Linked DNA regions of Homo sapiens: region 2 is linked to region 1. A link is a loop called in an ENCODE intact Hi-C map of the cell type or tissue named here. Cell type or tissue: K562. All regions are shown on one strand. Region 1 holds the start of ABLIM3 (actin binding LIM protein family member 3). Region 2 overlaps PCYOX1L (prenylcysteine oxidase 1 like).

Evidence for each region. A loop is a pair of places that touch in the nucleus more often than their neighbours do. Peaks named below come from ENCODE experiments on the same cell type or tissue, not always from the same donor. Only the 100,000 strongest peaks of a DNase experiment are listed, where the experiment ranks them.
Region 2: a loop joins it to region 1, with 5 times the contacts of the local background. A loop is called at or near these places in 12 of 110 quality-filtered maps.

What each region holds. Positions count from the first base shown.
Region 1 is chr5:149,138,572-149,143,571 of GRCh38, reverse strand. It overlaps ABLIM3 (actin binding LIM protein family member 3), which reads right to left and starts at 2,079. Exons shown (of 24, transcript NM_014945.5): 1 at 1,918-2,079; 2 at 1,464-1,563. The coding sequence starts at 1,476. It overlaps LOC124901102 (a long non-coding RNA gene), which reads right to left and starts at 1,456. Exons shown (of 2, transcript XR_007058988.1): 1 at 783-1,456; 2 at 1-139. RefSeq lists enhancers at 657-1,156, 1,157-1,658 and a silencer at 1,964-2,213. In K562, a CTCF peak has its summit at 2,112 (motif pointing left); a DNase peak (open chromatin) is centred at 2,121; H3K4me3 peaks cover 371 bases; H3K27me3 peaks cover 1,618 bases.
Region 2 is chr5:149,368,979-149,373,978 of GRCh38, reverse strand. It overlaps PCYOX1L (prenylcysteine oxidase 1 like), which reads right to left. Exons shown (of 6, transcript NM_024028.4): 6 at 4,326-5,000. Among named protein-coding and RNA genes, the nearest start is that of IL17B, 7.8 kb to the left of the region's middle. RefSeq lists a silencer at 2,365-2,514. In K562, a CTCF peak has its summit at 2,435 (motif pointing right); a DNase peak (open chromatin) is centred at 2,418.

The DNA of each region.
Region 1 (5,000 bases):
CTCAGTAGCTTTTGCTTTTTTTTTTCTCTTCCATGCTAGGAGGTGGGGGTGGGGTGGGGTGTGTGAGGAAATAGTAGGTTTTGGCTGGATACAGCTTCAATAAGGTCTTGATAGTTCTGGCCTTGTTGCTCAGCTCTAGCTTTTTAAGAAAAAAAGTGTAGATTCTTAGATTAGAAGGCTTTCTTTTATTATTATTATTATTATTTTTTGAGACAGAGTCTCACTCTGTCGCCCAGGCTGGAGTGCAGTGGTGTGATCTCGGCTCACTGCAACCTCTGCCTCCCAGGTTCAAGCAATTCTCCTGCCTCAGCCTCTTGAGTAGCTGGGATTACAGGCCCACACCACCACACCTGGCTAATTTTTGTGTTTTTAGTAGAGACGGGGTTTCATCATGTTGGTCAGGCTGGTCTCGAACTCCTGACCTCGTGATCCACCTGCCTCTGCCTCCCAAAGTGCTGGGATTACAGGCATGGAACACGGTGCCTGGCCGATTAGAAGGCTTTCTAATTCAACCCCTCTCATCATACAGATGAGCAGTCTGAGATGCAGAGAGGGGACTGATAACAAAGTCATAGACCCAGGGAAGTGACTGTTCATAGGGGTTCTCTGGTTCAACAGCCCTATGCGATGCTGGAATAACCTAGACAGGCCAAGCTGACAAGAGGGCAGGAGAGTGAGTCTGGAACCAAGATATGCCCTCCCAGGTCACAGCGCTACATTGAAGAGAAACAGACTGTGCCTTCTTGAATTTCGGACTGCATTCTCAGTAGCTGAGGCCCTACCTGGCAGCAAAATATCTGGTCCTGGCTCTGCAAGCAGTTGTTGCCTCTGGCATGTTAGAGCCCTTGGCCAAAGGGCTGTTCCTGTCTTCTTGTTCTCAAGGATAGCTAACCAGCCTGCAGGTACATAGAGAAACCAGCCCTGGGCCCACCGGGCTGCAGGCACTCGGGAGCTGGATCTTTCACAATCTCCAGACCCAAAGGTGGCTTGGCGATTATTTGTTTATCAAACTGCGGCTTCCCAGCCCACTGCCTGCCCACACCCACCTACCCTCCCGCCTGCCCACAGGCCAGCCTCCCTGCTCTTCCCACCTCTGGGACAGGCAGGGCCCTCCATGGTTTTCCAGATGTGTGCAGGGAGTTCTCCTCAGAGCCCCCACAGTCAGACAATGGCCACACACTGCTTCCTAGGCCTTCCCAGGCAGTGCTAGAAGGAGACGAGCAGCCTTCCCAGGAGAGGCGGCCGGCGCCGCTGATAAAATATTGGCAAAATTATCACGAAAAGCCAGAGTCATGAAGCTATCCCTCTGCCAAGGAGCACGGAAAGCACCAAAAAAGAGCCTGGGGGTCATGTGTCCAGAGATGCCAGGCTTCCTTCCTCTTTCCAGGCAGCCCGAGCGCAGGCTCCCTCACCTCCCGCCCCCACCCCTGTTCCCATGGCAAAGGAGAGGAGGATCCACTTACTGCTAGTGTTCATGGTGATGTCTTTGCACTGGGTCTTTCATTCAATACGGAGGCCCCGGCTGCTTTTTAAATCTTCCGTTCTTCGAACCTCACTCATCACCTGGGGGGTGAAAAGGCAGTCCAGTGCCAGCTCTGTATCCTCAGGTGCTCTCTCTCCCTCTGCTGTCCCCTCTCTGTCTGGGCTGTAGCCCCTGGCCTTGAAGGCGCGTGGACTAATAGGCGCAGGTGAGAGCAAGGAGAAGGAGGCGGCAGGACACCGGCGCCCCGGTCCTCCTGCTCCTCAGATTGGAATCCCGGGCAGAAGTGGGGTTGGCAGCGCCTGCTCGCGCGCACCCCGGACTATTCCTGCCCAGCGGCTCCGGAGCCCAAAGGGGGTGTGGACCACAGGGAGGCAGGGCGGGGGCAGCGCGTCCCCGCCCGGCTTCAAGGAGCAGCGACCCGCCCCGGAACCCACCTCTCGGCCAGTGTCGGGAGCCAGAGGCCCCTGCCCCGGCCCCTGCGACTGATTTCATGAATCCTGGTCCTCGTCTGGGGTCTCGAATTCCAGGGCTAGCAATGCGAAATAGGGGAGCTCGACATCCATGATGCGGGCTCGCGGGTTGGCAGCGCAGGGGGCGCGGCCGCTCGCTGCTGCCACCTGCTGGACGCACCGGCGCGTGTCCGAGGCCCCGCCCCGCCGGGCTTCTGCCTGGGCCCTAGGGTGTGATGGGAGATGGACGAGGCCTTGTGAGATGGACGAGGCCTTGTGTCCTGGGACCAACGAGGGAGTGCTTGAGCGCTTGTTTTCCCTCCCTCGATCCTGGGGTTCTAAGGGCTCGACAATGATAGGAAAAGAAACATCATTAGGAGGGGCCGTGAAGGAAAACCTGGCTTTGCAGGAAGACAGTTTCCACCCGGCTCTGCTCTGGCAAGCTTGGCGCAGTCTAGGCTCAAGCCGGTCACTACCGTCTCTGCCTCATCTTTCTCAACTATGAATATGGCGTCTGGACAAGTGGATAACACGTAAGGGGCTCTTCCAGCCTCCCAGCGTTTATGTCCCCTCTTCCCTCACAGATTCCCTTTATCCTCTATCGCTGATTCATCATTAGAATTGTTTATTACCTCTTTTCCCCACGAGAATGTTAGCTCCGTGAAAGAATGGGTCTGTCCGTAGGGTTCACCTACAGGCCCCCAATACCTAGCACAGGGCCCGGCATATAGTGGCTACCAATAAATATTTGTTGACAGAGCAACCCAGACATTTTCTGGGTTTAATATTACACAGCCCTAAGAGTAGACTGCCTAGGCGCCCCACCCTGAAACACTTCCCCGTCTGAGGAGAACAGCAGGTATGTGGCCTCACAGGTCCACCCTAGTTTTCATATGGTCAACTAACTCTTCCCCCAAGTTGTTGTTGTTTTTTTTTTTTTTTTTGTAATTATGTCTTATACGTGTGTATTGTAGAAGTTTATATTCCAAAGTGTTTTAGTCACAATTGATTCAGTGGGGTAGGGCTCTTTACATTCCTGTGACTACTTACTCTGTCACTTTCTGAACCTAATTCATGATCATAGAAGCATGACTTTTGAGTGCTGAAAAACAAGACTGTGAGGGCACATGATCCTTGTCTATAGCATGACTTCAATTAGAGCATGTGCAGACTCAAAAGGCTGTGAACACTCACAGCCCCAGCTTAGACAAGGAAACAGGGTGTCAGAGAGGCTGGGCAACGTGCCCTAAGACACACAGCATCTTGTGGCAGAATCGGACCAGATCTTCTCACTTCTAGCTTGATCCTGTGTGAGAGTGGCTCAGTGCACTAAAGTCTGGGATATCAGTGTGAGATTAGATAGCTGCCCTATTAAAATTGGGGAAAGACAAATACGATGTTTTTATACAATGCTTTTAGATAAATACAACGTTTCTACCTTACACAGGGAGGAAAAAAAGGATATGGCTCATGACCCCGAGAGGTGATCAGGATTAAAGAATCTTTGGATAAACCTAAGGATCAATAGATTTGAAACACATTTGATAGATTGTTAAGAATTTTGTCCACATGTTCTCACTCATAAGTGGGAGTTGAACAATAAGAGCACATGGACACAGGGAGGGGAACATCACACACTGGGGCTTGTTGTGGGATAGGGGACTGGGGGAGGGATAGCATTAGGAGAAATACCTAATGTAAATGATGAGTTGATGGGTGCAGCAAACCAACATGGCACATGTATACCTAGGTAACAAACCTGCACGTTGTGCACATGTACCCTAGAACTTAAAGTATAATAATAATTTTTTAAAAAAGAATTTTGTCCAATGGGGTGGAGGTAAAAATAGCCCTAATGTCCTCACGGTCGTTCTTAAAATTTTGTGTCGATAACAAACGCCTGAGATACCTCCAAAAATGCAGATTCCCAGGCCCTGGACTCCCTTGCTCAGCATTTGAAACAAGCATCCCAGGTGATTCATAGACAGCTCTTTGAAAAGGGTAGAGGCCTAAAATAGCTTTGAAAACGTAAGTGATTAGTAAATATTTAAATTATTCCACTTTATGTGTCCTCTACATTTTCAGATGGGATTCCTTGTTCAGTTTCCAAGTTGCAGGTAACTTGCTAGATTCTAATGCTTGGAAAAACATTTTTCTGGGAGAAAGTTCAGATAAATTAGACATGTAAAATTAACTGTTCTATTCCATGAGCATATTTAGTTATCACCCAAGGCCTCAATGTTCAGAAAATTTCAAATTATAAGAAATAGTCAAATGAAAGCATGATATTCATTCATTAGTTCATTCACTCAGCAATTATTTATCGAGGGTATGCTTTGTGGTAGCCCCAGTGCTGGCTTCTGGGGATACCGTGGAGAACAGGACAGACAAGAGCTCTACCCAATAATGGATGATTGCAGAAAAAATAAAAAATAAAGAAATAAAAAGAACTCCAACCTCATAAGCATAAATCCAATCCTGGGACAGCGGGGAGACAATTAACTAAGCAAAATATAAATTAGCTAAACCCGATGGTGGCCTGGGGAAGAGCCCAGGTGCCGTTTCCAGCCTTCCTGACTTTTAATCTCAGCTTCATCACTTTCTAGCTGTCTCACTTTGGGGAAGATACTTAGCCTCTATAAGCCTCAAAGTTTTCATCTGTACAAGGGTACAACCACAGTGCCTACCTTTTGGATTGTCGTATATATTAAAGGACTTAGTGTAATGCATGACAAATAAAGGCTGGTTGCATACTAATTATTAATATCACCCCTCACTTATACCTGCCCTCAGTGACAATGCTGTCATTTTCTACTTATGGAAATCTGTTGGGCTTTTCCACAGAGTGGTGGCCACGAAAATATGCCTGAAAATTTTCAGGTGATTAATTAATTGATAAATTAATTGATGAATTAATGAATTAATTATTCATCAATTAATGAGATTAATTGATGAATTCTTCTTGTCTGGGGTTCTTTTCGATAATGTATCCAGCTAGATGCTGATGACTTCACCTCTTAGAAGAGATCACTGGGTCTTGGGCCACTTTTTAAGGCCCAAATAACATC
Region 2 (5,000 bases), 230 kb before region 1:
GCCACTCAAGTAGCTGGGATTACAGGTGTGTGCCACTACACCAAGCTAATTTTTGTATTTTTTGTAGATATGGGGTTTCACCATGTTGCCCAGGCTGATCTTCAACTCCTGGGCCTCTCTGCAGATCAGACTTCTGCCCACCTCGGCCTCCCAAAGTGTTGGGATTACAGGTGTGAGCCACCACACCCGGCCCATGTGTTTCCTTTAATCTGGGTTTATAAGTCTATATTTCAGCCATGTTAATGTAGCTTGGTTGCTATAAACCAATATAGGAGTTAACAAGAGTTAACTCTACCCACTTAAGGGTCACTGGAAACAAGCTCTTTTGAGGCGGGGAGCTCCCCATCTCTGAAAGTGTTAACTTAAAGCCAGGCTTCTCAAAGGTATTATGGAGCAGACCCCTGCTCTGGTTGGAGTAGATGATCTAAAAAGTCTTTTTCAGCTCTGAGATTCTCTGCAGATCAGACTTAGACCCAAAGAAAGGCCTCCAGGTTGCCAAAGAGCAGGTGCATCAGAGATAGTGCATCCCTGAAATTTTTATGTATGCACTTTTTCTGAGCTGAGGATTCCTGGTTTTGAACAGACACTCGTAAGTTGAGAAGTGTCAATGTAGATCATTCTTTCTTCCAGCCCTGTCCAAAAGGGGATCTTATTAGATGGTTTGCTGATATCAGTGATTCTCAAACTTTAGTGAGCATCAGAATCTCCTGGAGGGATTGTTAAAACAGCTTGCGGGGCCCCACATCTAGAGGTTCTGATTCAGGTGGAGGCTGATACTTTGCATTTTTTTGCAGTGTTTTTCTTGCATTTCTAATATATAAACAGTTGTTCCCAGGTGATGCTGGTGCTGCTGGTCTGGGCTCTGCACTTTGAGAACCACTGGCTTATATTAAGATACTTTGTTGATCAAAAATGGCAGTGTGTTGGCTTACTCCTATAACACCAGCACTTCGGGAAGCTGAGGCAGGCGGATTTCTTGAGCCTCAGGAATTTGAGACCAGGCTGAGAAACATGGCAAAACCTCATCTCTACAAACAAAATACAAAAAATAGCCCAGCATGGTGGCATGCGCCTGTAATCCCAGGTGTTAGAGAGGCTGAGGTGGAAGGATCACTTGAGCCTAGGGAGGTTAAGGCTGCAGTTAGCCATGACTGTGCCACTGCACTCCACCCTGGGTGACAGAGTGAGACTGTCAAAAAAAAAAAAAAAAAAAAAAAGCCAAAAACAGCAGTGTGGACTAATATATCCTAAAGCCCATGCTGACTCTTGATGCAAGAGTCCCCTGGATGCAACTCCCCACTTCCCATTTTGTCCCCTAGCAATTCAATCCTCCCCCTGGGCCCTCTAACCCCTGCAGCAAATCCCAAATCAGCTGTTCTAGGGTCTAAAAATACCTTCCCTCCCACAAGACAGCTGAGGGGCTAAGACTATATTCTGAGGGTAAGAATAGCTAGCACTTTAGAGTTAACTTTAATAAAAGGGCCAACCGCCCAGGACAGGAATATGTGGCTTGGCTGCTCTGACTTTAGTGCTTAAAGCAGCTTTAGCTCTGAATGTCTTAAGGGTCTAATTCATGAAAGGCCAGTGATTAGGTATGTGCCTGCCTGGGATGGTAAGTAACTTACCTTTTTTGGTATTGTTCTAGAGTGGATACTGGTTAAAATTACCCCAGGAAGCTTCGGCTGGGTTCCAGACACATGGAAAACAGACTTCCTGTGCCAGCGCATGCTGATCCCTTCAGCAGCCGCTTCTCCACCCTTGGGGCTGCTCTCCAGGTCTTAAGACTTCAGCCCCACATGAAGGGCCCACAGCTTCCAAGCCTTTTCTGTGGGGTGAGGGTGTGGGAAGAATTGAGCTGCAAGAGGGTTGCTTGTAGTCCTGGGAGACCCTAGGTGCTCTGGGGCATAGGGGCTGGTGGGGAAACCCCTCATTGTGGTAGGAGGGGGGTGTCTTACTTCTACCCAAGCATCAGGAGCCCCCAGATGCTCCATAAACACCAGCTAGTCTCATACGGATGATGCCTTCTCCTCTTTTTGGGCTTTAGATTCCTCATCCGTGAAACGAACAAATGGGATTTGGGGGCCTCTAGGGTCTTTTCCAGGCTTACCATTCTGTGACTTAGAAGCTTGGCCTTGGTGGCTGGGCTGACCACTGGCGTAGCTCCGAGTCCCAGCTGGCTCTTCCCAGGCTCCCAGTTTAAAGGCAGCAGCAGGGAGCTCAGGTCCTTTGGAGAGCTGGCTCTACACAGCACCCTGGAACTTCCTTTGGTCTGAGTCTAAGTGTGTTTCATGTTTGCCTCCTCTAGCGAGAAGCTTGCACTCCGTGGGACAGGGGCCTCATCCCTTGCTCAGCACTGCACCTCCAGCACCTGGCAGTGTCCAGAGCGGATAGGGGCGCCGTGTTTGGTGAATGAGTGCACAGACGCCTCTAGGGGGAGCCCAAGATCTGCCTCCTGCCTCCCTCTATTATGCCTTCATAGGTGGGTCAGAACAAAGAATTCCTTATCAACCTCCCGGGTCCCCCACTGCCAATCACCCACCTCCATTCTACCCTCTACAGCTGCCCCTTATCCCCCAAAGTCCTGAAATTTTGCTTGGGTCACCTGCTCCAGGAGGCAGAGTTCCCATGAAGGGTATTAAACGTCTACTACACTGCATCCAGGACTGAGGATGTGTGGCCCTTTACCTGTTTTGTTTGGCTGTCTTTGCAAATGCTCTCTTCTTCCAGGGCTCCGTGAACTGCTGGGGGCTTCTGTCCAGGCCTGAGAAGGTTGGGGTGAGCCCTGGGGCAAAGGCGTCCTGTTGGTTCTTATTTCTGGAATCTGTCCTTTCCTCCCTGCCTCCAAGGAATCAGGTTTGGGCTTGGGGAGGCAGGGATTGTGGGCATTTTGGCTGGCTTTAGTTCTGAGCTGTTTGGGCCTACCCAGGTAAAGAAGGTTTCTGAAGGACATAGCCAGTTCCAATGCAGTCATGCTTGGGCATGGAGCCAAAGCCCAGACAAGGACTGAGGATCAAATGTAACTGCCTTGGTTTGTGTCTTCTGTGCACAAATTCTCTGTAGGGATGCAAGGGAGGGGTGGTTATCAGGGATAAGTTTTGTATTGTCCAGTGCTGGGCCAATACCAATTATTAATTACACCATGACAGCGCATGCCATCTTCATTTCAAACAGACCATGAAAAGATGCCATTACACACTTCGAGTTCACTGGACTTGAGAGCCCCATTTGCATGTGGCTGACATTGTGGCTCTCTCTCCAATACCCTTTCCCCCTTTGACCTTGAAGTCTGGATGAGGCCACTTCTGCTCCAGGGATAGGACCTGACTGCTTTAAGCCAATCAGCTTAATCTCACACCCTCCCTGCCTGCATCATGGTTACTAGTCTCGTATCTGAATCCCAAGCCAATCAGCATGTGGCATTCCCTTGACCACAGGAATTGGTTCAGGGGTGGTCCAACTGGCCCAGAGTCCAAAATTTGGTTCAGTGCTTATGAGAGAAGACCTTCTCTTCCTGGGAGCTGTTGGCAGCCATCTTTGACTATGAGAGAAATCATGGAACTGTAAGACTGCACAGTGCTCTATGCCTGGACTTTAAAGCCATGATAACTAATAAAAACTTTTTATTGCTTAAGTCAATTTGAATTTGGTTTCCTACCACTTCATCAAAAGCCTTCTTACTTGGCTGGGGGCGGTGGCTCACATCTATAATCCCAGCACTTTGGGAGGCCAAGGCGGGTGGACCACCTGGGCTAGGAGTTTGAGACCAGCCCAGCCAACATGGCGAAACCCCATCTCTACAAAAAATACAAAAAACTAGCCAGGCATGGTGGCAGGTGCCTGTAATCCCGGCTACTTGGGAGGCTGAGGCACAAGAATTGCTTGAACCCAGGAGGCGAAGACTGCAGTGAGCCAAGATCATACCATTGCACTATGGCCTGGGCAACAAGAATGAAACTCTTAAAAAAAAAAAAAAAAGCCTTCTTACTGATGTGTCAGTTTCATAATTTCTATAGTTATCTATAAGTGCATGCTACTTGTACTTTCTTTCACTGCCATTACCATCACCCTGGCACAGTAAAAACCACCTCAGAGCCAGTTTGGGCCTCCACCAACTGGAAGGGTATTTTGCCCATGCATTTGGCAGTGTTGTTACTCTGGGCACCCAGGCCCTTTCCCTAAAGCCTGATTTAGCAAGGCTGGTAGGGCTTCGGCATCTGCATCTTTCTCAAGGCTCCCTCCCCTTCCCCAGAAGATACTAATGTAGTGGTTGGTCCCCGGGAACCTAAGACTTAGTTCTTCCATTACAGAAAAGAACAGGTCCAAAAGGAATGAAAAGGGCTTTTACTTTCTTTTTAAAACAAGTGATTTTTAAGGGTTTGTAGAAAAAGCAAAGAAAAGCATAATTCTCCTCTTACTTCAAGCTAGTGTCTGATGAGAAAGTACCAGGCTAACCTCTGAAGAATCCTACCCCAACACCTTCTTCTTTCTTCTGCTGGGATGAACATCTAGGGGTAAGATATGACTGCTCTCTACCATCTGGGGACTTCTCTTCTTTATATTGTTGCATTCCTCAATCTTTGCATAAGGAAGAGAATGGCTAATTCCTCTAGGTGCCAAGGAAGAGCTTCCCTCTTCCTACAGCCTCGCATGTTTCTTTTCCCACTGGTTGCCAGGAAGCTTGGAGATATGGTGACGACTATTCAGGCACACATCTCTTCCTTGGGTCCTACCACAGTCATCTCCTCCAATATGCAGTGATGTTGACAGGCTTGGAGATGGTGACTAGGGAGTTCTGAACTAGGTACTTCAAATCCATCAAGTCCACAGTAACCAGGAGCTATGATCATTTCTTAGGTTTTCTGATCTTCCCTTCTACTTTATTTGTAACCATCTGGTTGTAAATGTTTTCTTGTAGGTTGCCTCAATTGATTGTCCATTGTGGGAGTAGGTAGTGAAAAACAGTAATAAAATAAGACTCATAGTTCTCTGCCTTATATTCC